Regions from separate parts of the Mus musculus genome. Here region 2 is linked to region 1. The links are chromatin loops, found by intact Hi-C in ENCODE. Cell type or tissue: heart. All regions are shown on one strand. Links, peaks and the distances in the headings refer to the core of each region. The heading gives the core; the rest is flanking DNA.

Region 1 (8,616 bases), core at 3,287-5,786:
TAGCAATAAGAGCAATAAGATTCAGATGGACTTTAGGTCCTCAGCCCTAATATGGTCTTTCTAGTCAAGGGCTTGCAACTCTTTCTCGGTGTTCTTGATCTGGGGAAGCCCCAGGCAGGTGATTTACCACAGAGAACTACCCTGTTTCCACAAGAAGGATTGCTTGCATTCTTCTCTCAAGCCTTTCTTGGTGAAAAGTGCAAACACACCTCTTCCTTGTCATTCACAGATCTCAGGGGTCTTCCCCTTTCTCTTTCTCCTAACCCAGCTTTAGAATGTGAGTTCATTTTGGGCATTAGTGAGATGCATATTAATTCTAAAATAAAAAGCATAGTCTATATCTAATTGTAAATAGATGAGTCCTCCATGTTGCTGTATTGTCTTTTGTCTCCTAGATTAGTTTTATTTTTCCCAAACGAGAAATTAAAAAGTGTTTGCTTTGAGGCTAGTGGATGGTACATATTAGGTCTAGGAACAGAAACATGTTACATATTGAGATCATGTGAGTGTGCATGTGCACTTGGGAAATAGATAAAATCTTTGTACCGGGCATCATGCAGCACATTATATAATACTATGTCTGTCTGTCTATCTGACTGTCCATCTGTCTATCTGTCTGTCTGTCTGTCTCTCTCTCTCTCTCTCTCTCTCTCTCTCTCTCTCTCTGTGTGTGTGTGTGTGCATGCACACATTCATCTTACTCATCTTTGTGTTTCTCTCTGTGCTGATCACTATCTCATGAATCTTTTTGGCAAAGGAAGGTAAGTTTAATGATGGAGACATGTTGTGCATGCCTTGACAAAGGTTTCTTTATTTTTCTTTATTTTTTATTGGTTATTTTATTTATTTACATTTCAAATGTTAACTCCCTTCCCAGTTTTCCCTTTACAAGCCCTTCCCTCCTGCTTCTATGAGGGTGTTCCCCCACCTATCCACCCACTCCCTAGCATTCCCCTATACTGGGGCATCGAGCCTTCACAGGACCAAGGGCCTCTCCTTTCCCATTGATGCCCAACAAGGCCATTATTTGCTATGTATGCAGCTGGAGCCATGGGTCCCTCCATGGGTACTCTTTGGTTGAAAGTTTCTTTTTAAAATTGAATATCATTCATTTGTCTTGTGACAGATTGACGCATGGAAATGATGCACCTTGGGCATATGCATCTTAACTGTTCTCTCCTACTTACCCCAGATATGCCCAACTATTCCTTCCCAACTCCCCAAGGTATCCATTCCCAGTACTCTCTTCTCCCCACTTCACACTGTCTCCTTAACCCCCTGATCTCAGTGGGTTCTGGCTGTTAGAATGTAGACCCATTGTGTTGGCTTGATCATTTGCAGTGAGTTCATGAGTACAATGTCCACATCATGTCCTAAAGACAGCATTTTACAACACTATTTCCTATCCTTTAACTTTATATATTCTCTCTGTCCCTCTCCTACGATCTTACTTGAGCCTTGAGAATGGCAGTACAGATGTCCCTCTTCTTGTTTAGCATCCAGTAGAAATTTATCTTCAGCAATTTGACCAGTTGCAAGTCTCTACTTTGACCACTGCTCTCCACATAGAGAAGCAATCTCTGGACAAGGATAAAGGCAACCATAGGTTATGGGTATAAATGTAAATACTTAGATGGCAATTTGACAGCATGTGGTTTAGCAAAATAAGAGTAGTAGGATCCTTCTTCTGTGACCTTCTGAGCCATAGGCTTTTGACAATGTTTACAGTAGCAGGCCTGAATTCATTCATTCATTACATTTGGAAGCCTCAAATCCAATCCAAATGTCATATGTTACTCCTATAACCTTCATGTCACTATTGTACCAGCACACACATCTTAGCTAGTAGGTCTGTAGATTACAGAGTTGGCAGCAGGAATACCATTGATTTTGTTTTCTCCCATAGTGGCCTGCATAGCATTACAGATATTAGCGAATTAATAGGAAGTTATGAGGTTAGTTCCAGACTTGCTTTTCTATGTTCTACAACAGAAGTATATTGTATCTTTGGCAATATACTCTCCCTATTTAGTTCTGATTGGCAACCAAGAGCAGTGGCAATAGTTTATGTCATTCAGAGGGAACTCTAGGATCTCTCTGACTGATAACTCATGGTAAAATATCCCTGACATGGTACTAAGTTTTTAATTTAGTAAGTTGTGTCTTCTAGAGTAATCATTATGCCCTTGCAAGTATATGTGCATGCAAGTGCAAACTCCTATTTTATAAATTATATTTTAATGAGTTTATAAAAAGTGGGTTTCTATTGAGGTTTTACATATTTGTTTAGTGTTTTCCAAACTAATATCCACCCCTCCTCTTCCTTTACTTTCCCCCCCATATCCACTTAAAGTTTTAACTCCTATAATCTTTTCTTTTATTTTCATATCATATGTTTATATGTGTTCTACTATGTTCTCTCTAAATGGGGTTTCTTTCTTTCTTTCTTTCTTTCTTTCTTTCTTTCTTTCTTTCTTCCTTCCTTCCTTCCTTCCTTCCTTCCTTCCTTCCTTCCTTTCATCTTTTGGAAGAGGAGTGTTGAGACAGGGTTTCTCTGTGTAGGCCTGGCTGTCCTGGAACTCTGTAGACCAGGCTGCCCTCAAACTCACAAAGATCTGCCTGCCTCTCCACCCCTAGAGCTGGGATTAAAGTTGTATTCCATCACCATCAAGCTAAAGACGGTTTCTTAAGAGGTTCATTTAATGGAGTGTTCCTTGGATCCTGGGGTATACAAATGAGTCTGTAAGTAAAGAGCCAATGGTTGCTAATCTATATGACATGTTTGCTTTTGTTTCACATACTGAGGCTAGAAATTTCATGTAATCTGTCAATGATCATTTGAGGATTTAAGTCTGAAGGAGAATTCAGGTGGCAGTGTATTCTGGGTTGTGGTGGAGACCAAAGGGATGCTTAGAAATGAGAAAGGACCTCCCTATGTTACATTGTCTATAAAAGGAGAGCTCACAGTCAAGAAAGGTTTTACAAGTCTAGCCTTCCCCTTACTCTGACTTCTAAGGATCATCATAACCTTGCTCTGGGGACAGTCTCTCAGGGCTCATCACTCTCTCTTTGCTTAAATGGACTGCTTCAGGAGCAATAATGATGAAGTCTGACCACATTGCCAAGTATACTGAGCGAAAAGCTTTCCCCTCACAGCCTGATGCTTTCAAAAATCATAGACATGTCATATATAACAGTGGTTATTCCTGGAGTATGTGGCTTTGTGGTATGTGGTATGGGATAGATGTTTCAAATAATAACTATTCTGAGAATATACTCGAAGAAGAGAAGCAGTTGAGACTCAGCCAAATCAAAAGATATGTGCAAAAATCAGTTTATCTAGAAACCAACAATGCTCCACACTTCTCATTTATAAAGCACTCCTAGACCTAATATGCATTGTACATCAGCCTAAAACAAACACTTTCTAAGGACCCTTGTCAGCTGGATGAACTACCATAGGAAAAAGAGTAAAGCACAGAAGACTCATCTATACTCCTACAGAGGGACATGAAAACACTCTGCCATTCGGTGGTATTTCTGTCTAGTAGTCTCAGTCTGGAAATCTGCTCTCTAAAGAAATTTCAAAAGTAGTTTCTCTTGAAAAGTAATTAGGGAGCCAGATTTTTTAATGCTTTCCATTTATTTGTAGAAAGAGAGTGTTTTTTTAGTTTACTTACTTATTATTATTTTTCAAACGTGCTCATTCCCAGTTTCCTCTCTGTAAACATCTCATTCCATCTTCACTTTCCTTTGCCTCTAATAGGGTACTCTCCCACCCACCTACCCAATCCTGCCTCACCTCTTTAGCACCCTCCTTCGATGGTACAACAGGCCTCCAGAAGACCAAGCATCTCTGCTCCTGTTGATGCCAGATAAGGCAATCCTCTCCTACATATGTAGTGGGAGCCATGGACTTACCCATGTATACTCTTTGCTTGGCTTGGTCCCTGGAGAGACCAGTTAGTTGATACTGTTTTTTTCCCCCTATAGGGTTGCAGTCCCCTTCAGCTCCTTCAGTCCTTCCATAACTTTATTTCTTATACAGTATGTCTGAAATATTTCTTCCATTTGAGGTATTGATTAACTACTTTTCAACATGAAAAAAAAAAACCTTAAATTCCTTAGATGTCAATCTTCTAAAGGTAACTTAAACATCACAGGCGGGGAGAGTTAGTATATTACTGAAGGCAATGCACTGAAGTTGGGGCTCAAGATACCCAACAGAAATGACTGTTCTGTTCCTAGCATCGCTTCGGTTCTATATTTTCGTCAGCTTCTGTACCAGTTTCCTATCAGATTCTTTTGTTTTTGATGAAAGCCAGCTTTGAAATTTTGCCATCCCAAATTACTTGGATACTTAACTGATTACTGAGAGGCAGTCAAATGGAAGTTGGTAATCTGTGCCAAATTACGAAGACAGTGATCAGAACTAGGGACACTCTCAGAACAAGGATGCTCCAAAGATCCAAAGAGCCGAGTTACCTTTTCTAGAGCTAAGGGTTTGGATTGATCATTTTCAAATGACTGAAGAAATGCTTTGTTTAAAAAGAAAAAAAAAAAACAGTAAATTGAGCATAAAGGTAGAATTTAGGTGTCCTTGTGAAACAAGAGAGACACCTGCTTTGGGAAAAACTGGAGAAAGAACCTCAAAGTCATAGGGAGGTTTAGAGCAAATGCTGTTTGGCATAGAATGGATGTGGTGAGTACCAACAGGCATGCTCCTACCTGTGGAATACAGACTGCTTGGCCACTTGGTGGAGGTGTTGGAGAAGGTATTATGTATCACCATAGAGTTGAGCTCTGTGACCTGACAGTGCCTTTGAACTCTGAAATATTATAAGCCTACAAATTTAAATCTAGTCTATTCTGGCTGAGGAGCTTTGCAGGGTAAGGTGGAACTTTCAGTAAAAGAAAAACAAAATCCAAAGAAATGGTCTTTAATACCAAAAGACTAGAATCACTGAATGTTGTAGCTAACACAGAACTTACCAGAGGTCTCCTCAACTGCCCCTCACTCTAAAAATGCTCATGCACAGGCCTTGAGAGTTTAAATGACCTAAGCAAACTGACATCATGTGGGAGTTCAGATTTCAAATGAGAGTTGAGATAAATATACATATGTTCCACAGAACTCTTCCAGGAAACTCTATTTTAAGAGAGCTGTAATAATCCACTCTTCCAATATTTTGTTTACATATAAAGCACACTTGGCTCTTTTTGTTCAATTTGTCAATGATTCATGATAATCAAAGGGTTGAAAAGCTCATTGGAAATTGTCTTTACGTCCAATGATACCTTTACGTTTCTGAGAAAAGTTTAGGAGCTTGTGCAAGCTTGTTTTTTCTCCTTCTGTAACAAGACAGTCTAAGAAAAACAAACTTAGTGGGTGGGTGAAAATATTTGTTTGATTTATACTTCCAGGGTATAGTCCATAATTGAGTAAAGTCAGGGTAGAAACTGAAGCCATAGAGGAGTACTACTTACTGGTTAAGTCTCTGGCTTCCTCATCTGCCTAAGGATAGTGCCATTCACTGTACTGGATTTTCTCATTCTGATTATTAACCAAGACAATCTGTCACAGATAAAACAACAGACTCACTCACCTGATGCAAGGAAATTCTTCAGTTTCAGCGTTTCAAGGTGAATTTAAGTGCTATTAATAAAAATAATAAACAATAAACTAAACAGGACAGGAGTGGATCAGTAAATTAGCAAGATTTTTAGAATGGCTCCAGACAATCATTCCTAAATTTGCCTGGAAAGACAATTTGTAGGGTCCTTAGGGGGGATTGAAATGAGCTTGAAGAATCTGATTACAGGTAACAGTCATCCTCTCTTGGCATACAGCCAACCTAAAAGCCTTTGAATAACTTCCCATACTCACAATGGGGTAGAGGATGGAGGCTGTACCAGCGATTTCTCATTGTGAGAGCTTTGAGAAAAGTTCCTACCACAAGCACCTTTGTGGATTTGTAAAACAGCCAAAAGCAATCCAAATAACCGTGATGGGATAATCCTGGAAATATCTTTAAAACACCAACTTTGAAATAAATTGAGAAGATTACACAGAGTCCTAAAAGTCTCCACACTAGAGGGAAATGGTCAGTCTGTTCTGGGTCCCCTAGTTCTAATGTGAGTTCACATCTATAGGCACTGAACTCCTGAATCCAATGCTACTTATACTAACTTACTCAGTGAAAGCAGATAGTTCATTAATAATCAGCATGTGTAGAAGCCTGTCACATGGCAATGACCAAGGCTTGTGTTTCTCATCGGGAGGAAGGACAGAGACAATCCCGGGTAAAACATAAGTGTATCTCTTTGAACTCTCTGATCAGAAGGAAATAACACATTTTCAAATTTATCTTTAAGGTTCTAATATAGATTTGATTGATATCTTCTATAATTCATCCAGGTTTTTCCCATGATATACCATACACTCCACAATTTAAAGCTGAACTGTGATTCTGGGACATTCCATCATTATAGGCACCTATAAACTGGTTGTTTCTTCTCCTGCAAATACACCCACTGACAGTGGTATAGATGTGTGAATGTGGAGTATACAAGTCAAAGTATAATTTTAGAACTGTATCTTTCACATTAGTAAGACAATTTACTTCACTTAACCAGGATCCAATTTGTTTAACTAGAGAGAAAGTGTCTTGCTTTGGTGAGCAATGCTGCCCCAGAATACATGAGTTGCTAAATGACAGTCTCAGCACCAGGCATTCAAAAGCAAGGCAGGCTAATGTCATTGCCTAGCATAACTAGATTGCAAAACCTTTGGTTGAATACACGATATATTTCAGATGCAGTACCTAGAGAAATAAACCTTGAATGACCATGAAACTGTTTTCCTGTTGGTCAGCTTACATAGTGCCAGAAGATGCTGTGCAGGCTGCTGAGGACAGAGGGGGAGGGAAAAAGAGGAAGAAGAAGAAGAGAGAGTGAGCATACATATAAGATGCCTATAGCAATGTTTGCTATGTGTATGTATTTAATGCCAGTTGACATTATCAACATATTATTTCTTTTTGTTTCTTTCCAAAAATTTGAGAAATCACTTGAATAAGGCTAAGTGAAAGAGACCTGTAGCAGTTGAAAGCGCTGGGGATTCAGTCAAGGTTTTAGCTCTGGGAAGATTTACCAATTAACTCTAGACTGGCACCAGAGTTACATGTATTCCTGCTTAGACCTGCTCTCCTGTAAAATATCATGGAATATAATTACATGCTTTAATTGAATATAACACCAGTTAACTTAGTGAGTAATTTTTGCAATATGTGTAATGTTTTCTGTCACTCCCTATTCTTTTCAATGCAGCTTAATTTAGCCCACAGCTTTCTACCACTACAAGCTTTAGAAATGGGTTTTCCCCAGTCTCTGTGTTTGTGCTTAATTGCATCTTTATTTCTTTGAGAAAGGAAGGGAAATGGAGAAAGGAAAGGGGATGGGGAGGAATCACAGCACACCTTAACATTACTATTGCTTATAACTTTTGCTTTTAAGTTTGGGTAATTAAACTCAATAAAGGTTATATGAATATATACTCTAGAGCAGAGAGAAATAATCAATGAGGAGAGAAAAGAAGAATAAAAAGAAAATTCTTAAAGACCTCTAGATTCAGCAAGTTGCCCTAAGTCTTTAGGTTCTTAATGCTGAGAAGGCCGGGACAACAGGTCCTGCCTCCAAAACACATCATCTTTCATGTCTGTCAATTTCCTGCACACCCACACTGCTTTCACATAAATGGGGACTTGAAACTTTTAGTATCACTTGAGAAGAAAACCTCCTAAATAATAATAATGAAATGATCAGGAATAAACGTCCAACTTGAATTAGTATTCTAGCTTACATCTAATTCCCTTGTTACAGACATGTTTGCTTACTGAGATTTAAAGACATGCAAAATGGTCTTTATGTTTTCTTTATATTCAGTGGTCAGTAAAAGAAAGTCAAACAAACTAGAACAGAACAAGTTCTTAACTTTTAGTGGAAAATTTCATCCTTTCCTTAATTTTGAGTGGTATTGAACATCTTAAATTCAAATTTGTACAAAGGAATCCATACTAAAACTTAACATTGAAAGAGTGTATCTTTTATCTTGGAAATTAAACAGCAAACTTCCTCCAGAGCCAAACTATATAATCTACAGACAAGTTCTTTTTTGATCTATTCAATGTGAGTGGTAGATCCTTGTCATTTTACAATTTGTAAAGAGTGTTACGGTTTGTAAAGAGCTTCTTAGGACAGGGAGGCAGGAGTGGGTGGATGGGTGGGGAACACCCTCATAGAAGCAGGGCAAGGGGATGGGATAGGGGGCTTCAGGGGGCCAGAGATAACATTCAAAATGTAAATAAAGAAAATATCCAAGAAAAAAGAAAAAAGGAGTTTCTTGTCTGAGAAGGGCTAAGAGATAGGCTGGCTATGACACATCATAGGTACTAGCGAAGAGAGATGAAATAAAGCTCTTGGAACATGAGTTGAGGAGCAATTACACAAAGGTCATTGCCAATATTAGAAATGAGCAAACCAAAACTAGAGTAATTAGTTCTAGTCCACATTAAAACTACAGATAGATGGCTATGGTCAAGATCAAGATGGAAGAAA
Region 2 (8,616 bases), core at 2,480-4,979, 1.4 Mb after region 1:
ACCCTGCCCTGAGTCATCAATCCCCTCACACTGAGGTCCAACCAGGCAGTTCAGCTAGCGGAAGGGGATCCAATGGCAGGCAATAAAACCCTAAAGCGAACCCTAAAGGGGGCTTTTGTTTGCTAGACCTCAAAGCTTTGAAAGATGAACCGTGGTAATCAGTCTCAGGAGGAAGAAGTGACCAAATAAGTGAATAGGCCTTGGTGGATAACTTTAGGAATGTAATCTTACAGTATTTATTAAGGCAGAGTGTCTTAGTTAGGGTTTTACTACTTTGAACAGATACTATGACCAAGGCAACTCTTATAGGGACAACATTTAATTGGGACTGGCTTACAGGCTCAGAGGTTCAGTCCATTATCATTAAGGTGGGAGCATTGCAGCATCTAGGTGGGCATGGTGCAGGGAGAGCTCAGAGATCAACATCTTCATCTAAAGGCTGCTAGTGGAAGACTAGCTTCCAGGCAGCTAGGATGAGGGTCTCAAAGCCCATACCCACAGTGCCACACTTATTCCAATAATGCCATAACTTCTAATGGTGCCACTTCCTGGGCCAAACACTTACAAACTATGACATAGAGGGAATGAGGGGCAAGGGGGCAGGTCTGCCAGAGCCATGCTTGCTATGCTCAAACTGGCCAGAGTCCCTTCAACCTTTCTATTTTCATGTGATTATTTTCCCATACACTAAAAAGTATGAGGAAGAAATGTATATATTGCTTTGGAGAACATTTATTGTCATCTATTATGTGTACAAAATCAGTTTTCTATTGTGGAAACTTGATATAGGTAAGTTGGTGATGCAGCTTGATGTCTATACCAGAGCAAGAAAATAATCTGGAAGGTCCAACTTCTAAACCACTTTTGCTGTCACTTTCTTGTGCCCAGTGCATTGAATAGTCCCTTGGCCAGGCTGTGTGACAGTCACCAAATACAGAAAGCTATAGACCAGGTTCCTGCTTCCTGGAGATCATAGTTCAGAAAGAAAAATATGTTTTTCCCTTTCGTTAGAGTTTCACTGTATGGTCCAGAATGGTCTTGAACTTGAGATCCTTTCACTCTAATGTTCCTGGTATAGGACTAGAGACGGGTGCCATCATATCTTGTGGGAAGCCATGTTTAATGGCATAACAACATGATCAAATGCTTGCTTATAAAGCAGCATGAGTTCTGCAAAAACTGATCAAATGTGGTGGTGAGAAGTAAATATTAGAACCAACATCAGGAGCAGGATTAACAGTCAACTACGTATGGAAGAGAAAACATGACTGGGTGAAACAGTGAGAAAGAAGTCAGTTTCTCCATTCATTGAGTCTGGGCTCTCTTTGAGTCCCTGGTAGCATGTGGGAGCAGAAAAGGCTTCTGTAGTTCTCAAAGATGGTTTTACTTTCAGGAAAAGAAGTCTAGTCAAACTTCCCAGAGGATGAGAGGTCAGTGCTCTTGAAAGGGCAGTTCTAGATGATTCTCTCAGTCCCACCAATTGAGGGATCACACCAATGAAGGGCAGTCCCGTTGTCACTTTGGTATTTCCAGGCCAGAAGCCAGATCCCTGGCACTATGAAAGTGACCCACTTGGATCATTACAACTCACATTGCTGACCACAGAATCTGGACATAATGAGTCCTGTCATTGAAAGAGTTTACTGGTGATCTAAGACAGGAAAACTATTTGTTGGTATGCCAAGGGATATATAGGAGCTAAGACTGACACTAAGGAAGTCATTAGAATAAAGGAACACAAGGAGATGATGCGCTGTAATGGTTAGAAAGGCCTCTAATTTCTAATCTGAAAAAGTTAGGTACTGGAGGCAAATTAGGCTGGAAAGTGACTTGAATTAACTAGTCTGTGTGCATAGATGCTTTTGACTTGAACAAACTCACTGTTTTGCATGAGATACAATGCAGGAATCTGCACATACATGGCATAAACTCAGCAAATTCTGTCTTATAGTTTTCTTTGATTGGATCATCAGGATTATCCCAGTCAAAGAAAGTGAAACAGTCCAGGTGTAGGTGTGAAGTTCAAAAGTAGAGGGTGCAGAGGACCAGACAAGCACAGCACACTTCGCTTTGAAACTTTGGATGGAGTCTATTTATAGTTGAAAAACTCATTCTTCCTACCAAAATTTTCCATTGAAAATCTGTCTTTGACACATTTAATTGTAAATCAGCTGACAGCTTCTGCTGTCTTGGCTCTTGAAGTAGAGTTCCTTGAATAGGCTAGCTGGCAAGTGAGGAGACAGACACAGGCAACGGCAGATGAATCTTTGAACTGTCTTTCATCTGGAGTCCTGTATATGCCTAGTAAAAACATCCTTGTTACCGAAGCATTTATATCCACTGCTTTGGAACCTTGTGAGGGCACAAATCTTTAGCAAAGTAGTTTTTAAGGCCCCCAAAATAGTTGTTCATGAATTTCTAAAGACTCCTGAAAGTCTGATAGTCATTCTATTTTGAAACTTGAATTTCAAGCTGTGTCAGAAAAACATCCCTAGGTGTGGAAGACAGACATACTTTGGCTTAAGTCATGCTCTGTGGCTTATAACTCATATGGTGCTCAGGAATCATGTTTTGGCTAAGTGGCTAAAACTGTAAATAGTAGAGAGAGATAATAAAGTCACTTAACACATGAATGTAGGTTAAATAAAATGTGTCCAGGAATCAGTTACAAATAATGCACTGAAAAGTTTTTGGAGAATATATGGTGGTACTGTCTTGATCTCTTTGTTCCATATATTCAGGCATGATTGAAATTCCCATGTCAATTCACCATGGGTTTGACCAATATTAAGTGGGAACAGCATTTTCTTTTTATTGCATAAGCTTTAACTTTCTCTTTGCTCCAGTCCAGTGATTTTTAATATTGGCTGCACACTGTAGACCCTGGGAAACTTGTAACAAAAATATCAATGGTATTTCCATTCCCAGAGATTCTGATGGATTTAGCCTGAATTGTAGTTCTGCTGGTGAGATAAATTTCATGAAATATTTCATGCATCAATTTAGCTGAGAGAATTTTAGGAGGCAAAGTAGTTAATCATAGAAGATTCTGTTGGGGTACAACAGAAGTCATTGTTGCTTCTGCTACACTATACGCACAGAAAGAATACAACACAGAACCCTTTCTTACTTTTTTAGTCAATTTCCTAATTGGATATGACCCTACTACCTTAGGAGTAAAAGGACTCCCTGACTAACTAACTTTCAGATATATCCTACAGGAAGTAAGTCTTGAACCAAACTAGGCTTCATGGTGAAGCTCAAAGTTGTACTTCTCTTCTTTGGTTGATTGGGGCAATGAAAACAATCCAAGTGTTTTCTTCAAACCACAGGAGTTTGAGACTATTTACTTTCTCCTGTGACTTCTGTTATTTTTAAATATAGGTGTCTTTGTGTCACTCAAAACCTAAATCTTCAATTAGGGTACACTGCCACCAGGTGGCAATAAGGGTCCCATGTGAGCTTTACACCCATGAATGATAATTTGAGCAGTCCCATCCTCATTCATTCATGGATATCTGCGAACAAAATATGTGGATTTTTAACTTTGAATTCTAAAATGTAAATTTTAATTTTACAACTGAACTTTCATACCTTAATATGTCTAAAACTTGTATATTTAGTTGTACACAAATGTCATAGTGTGTGTGTGAAATACTTCATTTCACCATAAATATGAGTTAAAAGAAATTAAGATGAATGTAAAATTAATATCTTATTACCTCCAAATAATTACTGAACACAGTCTAATAAAAAATACTCACTCATATTCTTCTGTAGTCAGTTTTAACTACTAATACCAGTAGGTGCTACTATAGAAACTGAGAGCAACATGTTGTAAAAATTTATTCAGAAGGAGCCACATTCTAGCAATGATCATTTGCTATTCAAGTCTTGATAATATACATCCTACTAATGATTTGATTTTGGTCGATGATACTCTTATTAAGAATAAGCCCCCAGAAACTTAGAATACCCAAGATACAAGATACAATCTACAAAACACATGAAACTAAAGAAGAACAAAGACCAAAATGTGGACACTTTGCCCCTTCTTAGAATTGGGAACAAAACACCCATGGAAGTAGTTACAGAGACAAAGTTTGGAGCTGAGACAAAAGGATGGACCATCTAGAGACTGCCATACCTGGGGATCCATCCCATAATCAGCCTCCAAACACTGACATCATTGCATACACTAGCAAGATTTTCCTGAACGGACCCAGATATAGCTGTCTCTTGTGAGGCTATGCCTGGACTTAGCAAATACAGAAGTGGAAGATCACAGTTAGCTATTGGATGGATCACAGGGCCCCCAAGGAGGAGCTAGAGAAAGTACCCAAGGAGCGGGGTCTGCAACCCTATAGGTGGAACAACAATATGAACTAACCAGTACCCCGGAGCTCATGTCTCTAGCTGCATATGTATCAGAAGATGGCCTAGTCAGCCATTGGAAAGAGAGGCCCATTGGTCTTACAAACTTTATATGCCTCAGTACAGGGCCAAGAACTGGGAGGGAGGGGGAAGTGGAGTCGGGGGGGGGGGAGGGATGGGGGGACTTTTGGGATAGCATTGGAAATGTAAATGAAGAAAATACCTAATTAAAAAAAAAGAATAAGCCATTTTTCACTATTCCATAAAGAAGAATGCAGAGGACCACAGCATAGCTTCACGTTTCCCTTTCTATACTGATTCCTCCTGAACAACTGCTGCAGGTTAGAAGACAGAGACTTGTTCAAGGGCTAAATGTGAGATCATTAGCTAGGTGTGACCTGATTGTTATGTTAAGTCATCTTCTACCAAAATGAGTTTGAACTCAATGTCACCTAAATCTTTGACACAACAACTTTACTACCAAAAAAAAAAAAAAAAAAACCAAAAACCAAACCAAAACAAAAACCAAAATAAAACTTAAAAATTCTTCTCAAAACATGTTCTTTACTCAAAGAGTGCTAACAGATTTTTGTCTATTCTTGGTAACGGCTTTTTGTCTCTTCTGTATGTAGACACTATGTTGAGAAAAGGAATGTCAGTAAATTTCATCTTCAGTTAATATCACCGACGACAGAGGAAATATTGTATAGACATACATCAGACTGTAAGTGTATTTTTGGAAGTGGGGGACAAAGCTCCATTTCTAAAGTGCATGAGACATCGTCTCAGCCTCTATGAGGATTCATTAGAATTCTTACCAACATTTTTGTTAGTGACTGCCTATGAATGCACATCACTTTCCTCAGCCACTAATTAGCTTTAACTGTCATTTGTACGCAGTGTCAAATTTCCTGAGAAAGGGGTCTCACTTGAGAAATTACTCAAAAAAGATTAACCTGTGAGCATTTCTTTGAGGGATTGTCATGCTTGTTAATTAATGTAGGAGGACCCAGCCCACTATGGACAGCAATATTCCCTAGGCAGATGGACTTGTGATGAAAGCTAGCTAAGAAGGAACCTGTGAGTTAGCAAGCAGCATTCGTTCATGGTGTCTGCTTTATGTGTCTGCTTGAATTCTTGTCCTGACATCCTTCAATGATGAACCATAATGTGTAAGTTTTAATGCTTCCTTTCTTTCCCCAGACTGATTTTGATCAGAATGTTTGATCAGATCAACAGAAAGGAAACGACAGAAAAAAATCGTGAGAGGAACATGAAGGTAACACACTCATGGAGCAAAGATGAGAAACTTCAGAAAACTTCAGCATCCTGCACAAACGGAAGTAGAAAATTATTCTCAGGTGATGATACTCTTATTGATAAATAACATTTTCCATTTAAACTTTAATCTAGCATTAACATAGTCATCAGATAATAAATATTTGTATTTTTAATTTCACGATTTTGAAAAAGATACTAAGCATTCTGGAACAAACTAAAAATCAAGATTAAATTCATTAGAACTCATATTATATACATTCCTGTCTTTGTAACTTTCATTTTGTATGTGTAAATTACTCAGTGAAACTCACACATACATAAGCAGAGATGATGCATCCATAGCAGAGATGACTCAAATATTAGATTTGCTTTCTGAGTCCATTATGAGATGATAAGAAATTCTTGAAGGATAGAATTGTTGGAGATAGAAGGAAAAGAACTTGGAATAGAACTTTCTTGGAATAAGACACTACTTCTAGTTCTGAAGTCTTAGATCCTTCCAATATGTCTATGAAAACCCAGAGGACTATGATTGTTTCTCATCTTTAGGATTTTGTGTTTGTATTTCAAATGACCTCTACAGTTTTTATGCTCTATGAAGAATTCTCTTGCCCTTAACATGTACTGGATGGACTGCAGAACTGAGTTCATTATTATGCCATCACATTTGAACATGGAGACCATTATTCCTAGGCCCCATTGTTCATTATGCTAAATGGATCAATCCACAGCAATAGCATCTGGGAGCCTGTTAGAAATTCTAAATGCTGGGGGTATCTCTTGACTAATGCATCAGGATATGATTTTAAAAGATCCCGAGATCATTCTGACATACATAGAAAAGTTTGAGAAGCCTGAGTATAGAGAAATGGTTCATGGAAGACAATAGGCAGATTCATCACTTGGGCTAGAGAGAGATGCAAGTACCTACTTCTCTCCTACCTGGACCTACAACAGGAAGAACTTGCTAACCTAATTTGTTTGACTTTAGAACAGGGACTAAATTGCCAGAATGAAGACAAGAGTGATTCACATGAGTTAAAGTTTCCCAGCAATGTTAACTCATCCTGTCTTTACATGAATCTGAGAATCCATGATTTTTTGAATTCTTCACCATCGTAACCCTTTCCTTGGTCCTGCCCAGCTGAGTATTCAGGCTGAGCATTAGAGGAGATGACCCATTCTTTTCCCTCTAGTCTCCATTATTTTTTAGTAAACATCCATATCTATAGAGAAGTGAGTTTTCTGCATTTGTGTGTAATATCTTCTCTACTCTTTCCATTTACCTTCTGTAGTTTGATGATAAAATTGGGGAATAGGATTGATGAGGCCTTCCAGTCTATTAAAGAGGCCCTGTGACTTCACCTGCTTTACTGACTTAATAGCAGCAACACAGTTCAAGGAAATATAGACACTGTTTTTTTTCCTTTTTAAATTATTGTTCTATGTTCATATGGAGCCACAAAAGTGTAGTGGGAGTCATTGCTGCAATCTGCATTTCTTACTAGAGTCCCACATTGAAAGATATTTTGGTGCCTTTAGGTATTTATAGAACGTTGACTTATTTTCCACACAGACCATGCTCCCTGGAGCATGGCCCCTGTGTCAGAGAACTCTAAAGGAGAACGTTGAGTAGGTAGGCCACCACAATACCACAGACACTTCCCCAGGTGTGTGAACTGAAGAGGCTTCTGCACATAAGAGTTTTTGTTTCAAATCAGAATAATATTTTGCTTTCCATGGGATTAATGAGAAGGTTGTATTAACAAATGTGTAGGCCATGTACTTCTTGAAACACTAAGATAGATGTTTCGGTTGTTAAACTCTTAGTTGAATTTTAAGAATAATATAGAAATAATAATACATTTTGAACAAAAAAGAATCAGAAGTCTTAAGTGATTTCTCAAAAATGCCACAATCTATCAGTGCTGGATCTTGGGCTGGAAACACGGGGCCTCTTTTTCTTTTCATCTGCTTTTCTTGCATACAAAGCAGACGCACCTTTTTTTTTTTTTTTAAATGTTCTCTGACATTTGAACGATATCCCCTCTATCCTCCATTTATTTTCCAGCTTAACATCAATCCATCTCAGGTTCAGTCTCTTGGAACCTAATGCTTCACTCACATCATTATGGATCAGCTTCTTGCAGAGTTGGAGGTGAGGCAGCATCCAGAGTTGAAGCAGTTGTTTACCATTTGTATTTCAGGTGGATCAGCAAAATGGGACATCGAAGTTGAACCAAAGTCATAATAAAACATCCTGAGGTACATAAACACTCTGTAATAGACTAATACAGTTCCTCCAGGCACCAACAGAAACCTTGACTACTTCCCTTGACTACTTCAGTCAAATCTTCTGATAAAACCAAACCCAACTTGGAAACGTCCATGTATACAATGGACATGGCTGTTTCCAGAGAAGACTGCCCTTCAGGAGCTGCATGGAGCTACTTGAGTGCACTAAACACTGTCTAAAGCTGATTATCAAGAGAAGCATGATAAAAATCAGAAGCTCAAACATTCGGGAATGAGGTATACCTGACATGTCCTAAAGGTCTATCTTTTAAACTCAGGAAAGGTCTCTTGAAACTTTCAGATCCTCCTTCACTGAATCAACTCTTAGACTACTCAAAACTGGAGTGTTAACCTCTTTTTTTCCAAGATGACTGCCCTAGGTAGCAAATAACCTTGTCTCATATTTGCAGAGTTTTTTCACTGTACCATTTAAAACCTCTCCCCGGTGGCCAGTGTGTGACCCAATCCTGAATTCATTCATTCTTCTAGTAATTCTGTAATTTAAAATGTTTGAATACCTTACACTATCTTTTATAAATTAGATTCCAGTTTTCAGAAGGAACACAATGTTGAAGAACACTTGTTTATAAATCTATAGATTTCTAAGAGTTGATAATCTTTTACTCACAAGTATCAAATATTTCTTAAGTAAATTTTCTGTCAAAT

Evidence for each region. A loop is a pair of places that touch in the nucleus more often than their neighbours do. Peaks named below come from ENCODE experiments on the same cell type or tissue, not always from the same donor. Only the 100,000 strongest peaks of a DNase experiment are listed, where the experiment ranks them.
Region 2: a loop joins it to region 1, with 4 times the contacts of the local background. A loop is called at or near these places in 3 of 42 quality-filtered maps.

The regions. Positions count from the first base shown.
Region 1 is chr15:62,799,119-62,807,734 of GRCm38, reverse strand. No RefSeq gene overlaps it. Among named protein-coding and RNA genes, the nearest start is that of Gm22521, 10 kb to the right of the region's middle. In heart, for the core only: a CTCF peak has its summit at 4,753 (motif pointing right); no DNase peak of the experiment used is centred there.
Region 2 is chr15:61,410,647-61,419,262 of GRCm38, reverse strand. No RefSeq gene overlaps it. Among named protein-coding and RNA genes, the nearest start is that of Gm24696, 57 kb to the right of the region's middle. In heart, for the core only: a CTCF peak has its summit at 3,441 (motif pointing right); no DNase peak of the experiment used is centred there.